2 separate regions of the Mus musculus genome follow, and region 1 is linked to region 2. The links are chromatin loops, found by intact Hi-C in ENCODE. Cell type or tissue: heart. All regions are shown on one strand. Each heading gives the region's core, and the rest is flanking DNA. Links, peaks and the distances in the headings are about the cores only.

The links. A loop is a pair of places that touch in the nucleus more often than their neighbours do. Peaks named below come from ENCODE experiments on the same cell type or tissue, not always from the same donor. Only the 100,000 strongest peaks of a DNase experiment are listed, where the experiment ranks them.
Region 1: a loop joins it to region 2, with 1.9 times the contacts of the local background. A loop is called at or near these places in 3 of 42 quality-filtered maps.

What each region holds. Positions count from the first base shown.
Region 1 is chr1:170,697,592-170,702,964 of GRCm38, forward strand. No RefSeq gene overlaps it. Among named protein-coding and RNA genes, the nearest start is that of Gm23523, 52 kb to the right of the region's middle. In heart, for the core only: no CTCF peak of the experiment used is centred there; a DNase peak (open chromatin) is centred at 2,140; H3K27ac peaks cover 671 bases.
Region 2 is chr1:170,652,962-170,658,334 of GRCm38, forward strand. All of the region lies in intron 3 of Olfml2b (olfactomedin-like 2B), which reads left to right. Among named protein-coding and RNA genes, the nearest start is that of Olfml2b, 11 kb to the left of the region's middle. In heart, for the core only: no CTCF peak of the experiment used is centred there; a DNase peak (open chromatin) is centred at 2,740; H3K27ac peaks cover 1,788 bases.

The DNA of each region.
Region 1 (5,373 bases), core at 164-5,163, 45 kb after region 2:
GTGAGAGCTGTTTCTCTCCTTCCACCGTAAGGATCTCAGGGACTGATTTCGGATCTTCGGGCTGGAGGCCACCTCACACTCTCAACAGCCCCTGATACCCCCAGGCTCCAAATGGCCTCTGGGTTACTCTGCCCTTCTAAATCTTCTCACTGGCAGAGGAATTCCTGTTTGCCTCCATAGACCCATGCAAACTCCTTCACCTCACAATGGTCACTTCTGTTATGGAGGGGCCGCTTTCTCCCATGATGCATTTGCAGAACAGAAAGGGCCTTCACAGGGATGCCCTTTTGGTCATCGCATTCCTGCAGGACAAACCATCCCGCCCTCTGTGACTCCAAGGGGCCAGGGCCTTTATTTCTCTCCTGTCTCTTAAAGAGCAAGTGACTGCATATGGCCCCCAGGCCTTGCTGCCTTTTGAACTCTGAGGAAGCCAGTCTACCTTTTGTTTCTCTGTGACACCCAGGCCAGTGGTCATGATAAATTGGAGGCTGCACAGAAAGCTGGGAGGGCTGCCAGCAACTGGACCTCTCTCCCGCAGGAAACTGCTGACTAGAAATACTGGAGCCACCAAGGCAGCTCCTGGCTACTGGGCTCGAAGAGTTATAGTATGAATCCTCAGAGCATTCAAGCATAGCTGGCAGGCCAGGCCAGGCCAGAGGGAGGATGCGGCCAGAGTAATAGCATTAAAGGTCTACCATGTCCAAAGGGAGTGGCACTGGCGAGTAGATCCTTCAGTATCCTGACACATTTGATGATGGGCCCCTCACAAGACAATGTGCTTCCCTGAGCATCTCTTCGGAACCTCCTGAGAACAATGTCAAATGGTAGGGAGCAGAATGGAATGGGGTGCATGCGTGTCATATGCCAGCATCTTCCCGGATAGTCTCCCCAGTGAAGCTGGGACTTCCCAGTCTGTGCTGAGGTGTGCTGGAAGTTAGAGCCTTTTTCCATGTGACATGGTTGACATTTCCATTCTGTAGGGGCTTGTCACAGCAGGTGGGCTACAAGGTCACCATCCCATTATGAGGAGTCTCTTGATGTTATACATAGTCACTATAAAATCTTTCCTCCAAGAATTTAAGAGCTTGTGTGCTTTCCCTTGGTTTTTATCTTTATGGTTCCTTCCTTCCTTCCTTCCTTCCTTCCTTCCTTCCTTCCTTCCTTCCTTCCTTCCTTCCTTCCTTCCTTCCTTCCTTCCTCTCTCTCTCTCTCTCCCTCTCTCTCTCTCTCTCTCTCTCTCTCTCTTTCTCTCTCTTTTTCTTTTTCTTTTTTTCTCTGACTCAGAATTTGGATGGCTCTCCCAAAGTCACTAGAGTGTGATCTAAGAATGAGAGTGGTGCCAGGCTCAAGGGTTGAGCTGCTTTTCTGCACCCCGATAAACAAACATGGGAGCTGAGACTGAAGCTGGCCTGTCTGCCCCTTGGCACCGTTCCTAGGCTACTCCTGAAGCACAGGCCCTCTCTCCCTAGGAGACTTCCAAGAGGGGGGATTTGGCCTTCCCACCTACGGGTATGGGGTCCTCTCTTGGGGGCATGAGGAGGAGGAAAGGGACTGAGGGCACTGCAGGGTCTTATTCTTTCCCTTGAGTACCTATGTGACCAGAAGCTGTGTGCTAAGCTTCTTCCCTGGAAACCCTCCAACTCCAGGCGCCTTAGGCTGGGAGTGTTTGGTCACCGACCACGTTTGAATTCTTCCATCTTCTCAGGAGTGGCTCCTTCTTCTTTTTTGGTCTTTGTGTTGCTTCAGGCTTCTTCTTGGGTCAGCCGCTATCCTTTCTCACCAACTCCTCACACCAACCCAAGCCTTCTCTCTCCCCCTCTGTTTATACCATTTCTAGCAGTTTCTCTGAGGACAGAGGCTTGGGAGCCAAATCTTCTCACCTCTCTCTCTCTCTCTCTCTCTCTCTCTCTCTCTCTCTCTCTCTCTCTCTCTCTCTCTCTCCCCTCCCCTCCCCCAGGCCTCCCTGTTCTCCCCTCTTCTTCCCTCAGTCCTATTCTCTCTCCTTCCAAGAACATGCCATTGCTTCCCAGAACGTTCCATTTGCAGTCATGGCTATTTTCATGTGTTTCCCGTTCTAACATCGCAGAGGAATGTCTGACGTCATCTCCACAAGAGAATCCAATAGCCACCCACCCCAGTTACTCTCTCCTTTCCTTTCTTTGCTAGATCTTTGCTCGGTCTTGACTCTATTTAAATGCAACTTTCTCTGTGTGTCGCTGGAACCCTGTTCTACCCTGAGTGTCTTGAATTGTGTTGCTTCATAACCATCCGATGTAGGTCTCAAGGGACCTGACTCGTTGGCTCCGAACTTGTCTACACAGTAGAATCATCTCAGGAAATGTAACATTCCTATGTTTAGATCACACCCTATGGCAATTAAGTCAGAATGTCTGGGGGTGGGAACCAGCCTGCAGTCAGTTTTAAACACTCCCAATGATTCCAATAGATCTCAGAGATTGGGAGCCACCAGTATAAAGAGGGTTGTGCTGAAGGGAGTGAGAGCCTGCAACCCACTGGATATACTCCAGTGGGGGAACTGTGAAGACAAGAGAGGAGGGTCCAGGATCCCTTCCAGGTACACCCGACCTCTCCCAGCCTGTGTCTTAGGAAGGGCTGATCACCAGCCCAGGAGACTTCCTGCTTCATCAGCAGAGGGTGCGATCTCAAACAGGACATCTCAGAAGCCATGGGTCTGGAGGAGAGCAAGCAGTCAGTGTGTTTCCTTTCTGGAGTCAGACCCCCAAGCCCTGGATGCTTGCTGGTTTGGCTGAGCATATGTACCTGGGAAAGGATCTAATCCTGACTCCTGTCTCTTTGGCTGAGGCTGCAGCCAGCTGGGACAGCAGGAGGCCATGCATCCAACCAAGGATGGGAGACTGAGAATGTTTGTGATGACCCCCGTGGTCTTTCAAAATAGCAGTCAAAAAAAAAGAAAAGAAAAGAAAAGAAAAGAAAAGAAAAGAAAAGAAGAGAAAAGAAAAGAAAAGAAAAAGGAAGCTGCAGAAGACTTACCTGTGGCAGAGTCTCAAGGTCCTTAGCTCCAGCGGCTTGGGCAGGCATCTTCATACAAGGCTGTCAGATACCTGTGTGAATCCTTCTATACCTGTTTAAACAGATTACTGGGCCTAGCCAGCCCCAGGGTCTGCCATGGTTACTTTTCTATTGCTTTGATAAGATACTATGACAAAGGCAAAAGCAGTGTGCACGGTGAATGCTCTGTGGTGACATGTGGTGACATGTGGTGACATGCAAACACAGGTGATGAATGCCAGTTTTTCGCCTATTCTGGAAAGACAATCTATGTTTCTGGCTTTGTAAAGACTCAACAAAGCAACTCAAAATACTGTTCTGGTTTAACATGCCCCAAACCCTATGTCCAGAGCACACTGCCCATAGCATTTCTGGGCCTCACACAATGAATGAGACCCTGAGGGGGTTCCTGACTGTCTAAACATCACTGCCTCGCAGAAATGACAAGTATTTAACAAACATCTACTTCAGAGGTGGTGAAAAGGGAAAAAATATCCGATTTCTGTGAGTTCAAGCCTCTTTCTGGGTGGCTTCTGTCCTGCTAACCTGAACCAGATAATCACTCCAGGGAGAGGAATTAGCCTGCCGGTTGCAATGTGCCTCTAGAGGTGCTCGCCAGGATGGTCACCCACAGAACCATTTACAACAAAGGCCTCAATGCTTCAGCCTCCTTCCTGCCCAGGCTGTTTAAATTAAGATGAATTTCCAGGTCCTCCCAGCTGGTGGCTTGATGGAAAAGGCCTGGCCTGACTCACGGCAACCTCCTCCTGGTTGTACCAGGGCTGTTGGATTTTGTCTTCTAAGAGACTGCCAGACTCAAAAGGGGCAATGTGCTGGTCTGATGTGAAAAATGTTGCTTAGCAGTGGGGAATTCCAGCAATTTGAAACCAGAGGCAATGTGGTAGACACACCATTTGTATCCTGGGACCAGCAGTCAAATGAGGGGGGGACTCTGTGGCTATGGTAAGGCCCTGGCCAGTGAGCTTTCCACACGCCATCTCTCTCCTGGGATCAACTTGTGTCTTGGTTTTATGCTTTTAGGCTGACCAGAAACTTCTAGAGGCTGCCTTTTCTACTGTGGGGACAGAGGGTGACCACATGGAACCAGGAGCAGATACTGTACAAGCATCGCCAGGAGAAAAAGTATTGTCCAGCCTCTGTGCAGTTTCCCACGACCTACCGCTAGATGCTTGAGCCTGTTACATCACTTAGACTGTGGTTAGGAGTTTACATTCCACGGCCAGTTCTTCTAGCCCACTGTCTATGAGGGAAGAGTCCACGAATCCCACTGGTGCCCAGACAATGGCCATGACCCCAGAGACGTGAGAAGTCAGGCGGGACACCTAAGAAATAAAAGAGACTCTGAGTTCTTCCTGGGAACTGAGTCACTGTTTAAAAAATCATGAGCTGTAAACAACTGCAGATGCCACTTTTAAAAATTCATCTCAAAAGGTTCTCCATTTAAAGGCACATAGATTTCAAGAAGTCTTGCAAAGCAATTCATGTCATAAAGTGGTCCATTTATTAATGCAGTGCCTTGCATTTATTGTAAGCTACATCCTGCACTGCTAGACCAATATATTGTGTGGTTGGTAATCTCTTACCAATCTCAGAGTCTAAGACTCTCACCAGGAATTTATTTTGTGAGGAAAATTCTTAAGGCAGGGAAAAGCTGTGTAGAAGCACATACTGAAGAGCGGGCAGTGCATGCATCCTGGGACTAGGGTTGCATGTTATGTCCCACCACGTAACTCAGACAGATAGAGAGCACAAAGGCTGCTGTCCAGGGGAGGGAGTGTAACAGCTGTTCCCCATGCAGTCAGCACTGAGGGGCTTCTGAGGGAATGAGTGACTCATGGCAACCTCCTCAGCACTTGCCTTTGGTGAAGTTCCCCTTTCCTGAACACCCTGGCTGCACATGTTGCATGGTTTGGTTTCTTTCTCTCTGCTTTGTCACCTGTTGTCATCTTTTATGGATGGCCTCAAAGGGTGAAAGCCAATGAAGAAAGAGGGCTGTGGCTTTCCAATCATCAGAGTTAATGTCAACGACAGGCTTCACTGCGTACTAGTCATAAGATCCTAGGATCCTATGACTAAGAAGTTAATCCCTTCTGTTTCTTCACCTGTGATGTGTGTGGATAATGATAACTATGACTAGGCTGATATCTTTTAAAAACCTTTTGTTTTAGTGTGTGTGTGTGTGTATATGTGTGTGTGTGTGTGTGTGTGTGTGTATAAAACCATATCTTCTGGAAGATGAAGCTCTCTTAACCGCTGAACCCTCTCTCCAGCCTTTCTAACACTTCTTTGAAGCTTAAATGATTCGTGCTTGCAAAGCCTTAG
Region 2 (5,373 bases), core at 70-5,069:
TCGGGTCCCCTTGAACTAGAGTTACAGATGGTTGGGAGCCACCATGTGGTTGCTGGGAACTGAAACCCTGTCCTCTGCAAGAGCTGCCAGTGCTCTTAGCCAGGGATCCACCTCTCAGCCCCCTCCTTGCTTTTCTGTATAGGTTTCTTCTCTAAGGATGAGTCCTTACTATGATAGTTTCATCTACGTTTGAACTTGGAGTATATAGAATCCTACAGAACACGTGTGTCTTCACGAACGTGTATGTGCTGAGCTGCTATCACTCAGCTTCACATTTTTAACATTTAACGGTTGCTTTTGTGTCTTATGATCCACCCATTTTTATTCCTGTGTACTGTTTTACTATATAGATATAATGCAATTTTTCTATCCATTTGGTGATGGTACACATGCGATTTATTTCCAGATTCATATTCAGAATAGCTCAGGAGCACCGCTGTGTATGAATAGCCTTGTGCATATAACCTGGCACATGCTTGCTTGCAGCTTTTATTACATAGGACAAGTAATGGAGTGAATGGCTCATTAGTTAGCTTAGACCAGTGCTTCTCAACCTTCCTAATACTGTGACCCTTTAATACAGCTCCTTGGGTTGTGGTGATCCCCCAACCATAAGATATTTCATTGCTACTGTTATGAATCATAATGCCAATATCCGAGACTGATATGCAGCCCAAGTGGTTGTGACCCAAAGGTTGAGAACTGCTGTCTCAGACTTTAAGGGAATGTTGTCAAACAGTCTTCTCAAGTGAGTATAAGTTTATACTGCCTCAGACAGATATGAACCTTCACCAGCACTTGAAAATATCAGGCTTTCTATTTGGGGAAGGGGGATATACTGGAGTGAAACCGTTTTGTTAAGTTCCAAAATCTGAGCCCCAAACACCTTTCCTAGTCACTCTGGGGAGGCCTGAAACATGCACCCTGCTTCTGAAACCAGTCCACCAAGAAGAAACAGCCAAACGTCTTCAACATGGAAGGCTCAAGCTGCCCCAGCTTCTGCCAATGGCTGGGGAGGGGAGGGGAATTCAGAGACAGTGATGGGGGAGTTGGATTTGAAAGGTAGCCAGACACAGAACATATATACCAGGAGAGATGTGAATTGGAATTTCCGGAGGGAAACCTATAGCTTCCAAAGACAACAAGAAACCCCGCCCATTCCATACAGACCTGGGTGGCACTGACTCAGTGTAAGAAAAGATTTTTCATCCTGAACTACAGGTGTGCCAAGGACACTTACAGAGACTTACAGGCTGCCTAAGCCTGAAAGTGGGTTTTAAAGGCTCAGGATTTGAAGTATGAGCTGTGGCATCGAGTACAGCATACTGCTCCCAGGATCAGATGTATTCACAGGCAGAGGACATAGTGGAGGGGAGACGGTTGAGAGAACCAGCTCTCTTGTGGAGGCTCTATGGGGTGAGATTTCCATAAAATATGCAAATCTTTGTGGAGTCCCCCCTCCAAATGCAGGACACCTATAAATGCTTTTGTATAAGTATTTAAATATGCCTGTCTATCATTGTGTATATACATTTCTATATGTGTGGTTGCATCGCCCATACCTGTAAGACACATGATGCAAGCAAGCTGTGCTCACTTGTAATCCCAGCCTCTAGGTGCTGGTGGCGAGATGATTCACATATTCAAGTATTGCTATAGGGAGTTCAAGGCCAGCCTAGCTAACCTAAGACACCATCTCAAACAACAGCAAAGAAAGAAAACCAAATACATGCGTGCCTACGTGTTTTCGAAGCACAATTTCTGTTGCTGAGCTCTGCCCCTCCTGGTATGTGGCTTTTCCTTTGACCCTGTGCACAGATGAGCATTTGGTGGGGGGGCACGACATTGGGGAGCATTTTCTCCAGATACCATTGCCTCTGAGGAAGGTTTTCCAGGTGCAGAATTAGCCCTCTCCCTAGGATACCCTTGCTCAGGCATTGATGCCGTTCTCCCCCAAATCTGAAGCTCTGTTGGCTTCTGTGTTTCTGGCTCAGAAGGCAACATCAGAGGAACATTCCTTACTCGGGGGCTATGTATTTGCACTAACGTATAGGAAAATGTAATTTTCACCTGTGCAAAGCTGGCAGTGAGTTAGGGGAAACCGTTGCTTTCCAAGTGACCCTCTCACCTTGGCTCCCATCCATCAAAACATCCCAAGTGCTCACTCTCCCGATCAAAACCGCCTCTTCAGAAGGGCTCTCTGTAGTCTTCTCTCCCTTGTGGCTTCCTTAAGTGTGGCTTTGGAGAGGAAGGTCCGTCGCGTCTCCAGCAGAGTACACTCTGCAGAGGCCGAGGGTCAGTGATGTTTTCAATATACATTTCAGCTTTCCTTAATTCAATTTACATCTTAATATGAGTTCAAGCCAACGAATCACCTCTCCTGGGGTTGTATATGCTTCATATCTAATTTGCCACTGTGGAATGCAAGCCTTACTTCTTGGCTAAAGGTATAGGAGTCAGCCTTCCATCTGTTGGCTTACGAACAGCCCATAGCTGCCAGGACATAAGGGAGCATATGGCTTGGTTTGGGGGTGTCTGAGGCTTCCGACTAACATGGAAACTCATCTCTGGGGATATAGGACTTATCTGGTCTGACTCCCTTTCCAAGTTTGGGATCCCCTGAGGGCAGCTGGGTAGTTGTGTTCTTTGTTCCCCAGTCCTGGCCCAGCAGCACCTGACACACACAGGATGCTCAGCAGCTGTTTAGTTGGGGGAGGATTTGGAGCAGCAGCTGGTGGCTCCCTTACCGTGTCTGCCTGCTCCACCAGCTGTGGTCAGAGGGACTGGGCTACAGCCTCTCTGCCCTGCCATCAGGAGCATCAGCTGCTCCCAGCTGCTCTTCCCACTCACTCCAGCTCCCTCGGTAAGAGCTGGGAGACAGCTGTCAGCTAGGGTGGCTGTCTCTGACCACCTGCTCTGGGTTGTAACCCTGAGGGCTTAGAAGGGGAGGAGACAGTAGACCCCATTCACCCCAACACATGTGTACAATACTGTTGCAAGACCACTTCAAGCTTGCTATTATCAGTATTTGAGCCTGGTGTGCACCTAGCCGTATCTTCCAGGTAGCCTGCTGCATGACTTGGGAGCAACATTTGGCTTACATGTTTGGCCCAGCTGCTTCTGCCAAGCATCTTATGTATCCCAGGATCCTTTCTTTCCAGCCTGCCTCAGCCATACCATCCATAGTTCTTCTTTACTTTCACATCTGAGCATCTGCTTCTATGACTGTAAGGGCTATTCAGCATCACCTCCAGGCCTGATTCACCCTAAGCGCTAAGCCACACACAACCCTTTGTCTGTTCTCTGTAGCAAGCCTGGGTGCGGTGGATGCCTTCATTCTTCCTCCAGATGGCCTGGAGAGGTATCATTGACTGCTTAGTTACATAGCCTGGCTGGGAACTCCAGAGCCGTTCTCCCCGCATTCTCTTCTTGGTTCTGGTTAGAAAGGCAAGGCCATAGAGAGATGCCAGAGCTCTGCCACCTTTCTCTCTGATTCTGACAGTTTTGCCCTAAGCAAGGCATCAATGGTACCTTCTGTCTCTACCTACCATGTCCACCCTCGTCCAATAGCTATGAAAGTCCAAGGTAGAATTTGCACCCCAAGGACACTCTTTCCCCATGCCCTCCCCCCCCAGTGTGCGGACTTGGATGCATTGGCTTCTACACCTCAGCAGAGTGTTTGCTGACCAGCTACTGAGCTGTGTGCTCAGGAACGCCCAGGCTGAGCCCAGTTCCAACTATGTGTTGTTTCTGCATTGCCTAGGGACTCTGCCCAGCTCACACGCTCTCTTCCTCTGCTCTTTGTACCTCTAGCCACAGCTAGCACTGGTACCTTTACCCCTTTGATCGTATGGGCTTAGCTGATAGTCTGCCATGCCTAGCTGCATGTCTCTCTAGCACGTGGCACTTCTTCATTGAACACTCCCCAGTTCCCTAGCTCTGCCTAGTCTAGGGACTCATAGCCAAGCGTCCAGATCTTTAATTGTGATCAGCCTTCTGTTCCAGCCCTCTGGGGTGCCTGCTCTTTCAATTCCCTCCCCACCCTCCACTTAATGGTGCCAGGATCCTTGGCAGGGACCATGTAGTATGCTGGCTTAAGCCAGATAGGCATCCTTCTCTCTGTCTTCAATGCACTCTCCGTGAGGCAAGTTATATACATCGTAAATGTCATGGTCGCAGTTGTCCCAGAGGGGAAGAGCTCAAGGAATGAGGTCATGCAGTTCACTTATTTGCCAGGGTAGGATCCTAAGCACTCGGACTGAGTAAATGCCACACCCCACACCTCCAAGAAATGCCCCACAAAAGGCCCTTGGTGTGAGGAAGGCAGAGCCTTAGGGAGGGCCAGCAGCCATGCCTGGGAGGTGTCTGAGTGGAGGTAGCCACAAAGGGGCTGCTGCTGCTCCTGCCCTGGGGACATCAGCTGGCTCAGCCCAGCAGGCTGATGGGGGTGAGAGGGGTGATGCCACCTCCAGCCTAATGTTTATTCAGGCGGCCACCAGGCTTTGCTGTTCCCACGAGGGAAATTCACTATACAGCACCTCTGGGTTTTTCAGAGCTGGCCTGCCTCAAACCCTCTTCTGTGGAAATCCCAAATAATAGCCTCGCTGAAATCAGAAAGGGGATTGAAGTCTATAAATCAGTGGGCAGCAAACCCCTGAGACCCTGGTGGGCAGGAGGGAGGAGTTGTACCTGTGGGCTGCTGTGACCGCCCAGAGAGTATTGCGCTGAAGCCCACGCTCAGGGGTGTCAGAAACCAGGGGGGCTGCCTTTCACGTAGTGAAGATACTCAAGCCCACATGCCCCACCAGCCTGAGCACTCCAAGAGAGGAGCAGTTTGGGTGGAGTTCTGGGGCTGAGAACACAACTCAGCACCCTGGGAGTGTTGTCCCAGCCCTCGGTGGGGGTCAGTACTAGCCTCTGTTATGTTACATTGTGTCTGCCCAGTCCTGTTCTCTGGTCATGCTTGCTCCTTGTTTGGTCTGTTGCTTACTTTCCTCTCACTGAAGGTGATCTTCCTTCCCCAGGGTGGGTTCAGCACCAGTCTTGCTCACTAAGCCTCACACGGCCCTCCTCAGCATCCACGTACTAACAAAGACATTTCACAGCTGTCTCTGCATTGTCCGGCTTTGTTCTCTGTCTCAGGATAAGAAGCCGTGGCAGGAGCAGCTGCTCTATGCTCGTTATTATGGATTCCAGAGACCAGGACAGGAACCTTTCCGCTCACCCAGGATGACCTCGGCTGATACAAATAGCTTGGTTCCCACTTCTTGTTCACTCCTTCTAAGAGCTACCTGCAGCTTCTTTTTAAAGCAGTATTCACTCCTCAAACTCCCAGACGGACCCAGCATACCTGGAGATTTCTGGGAAATGCAG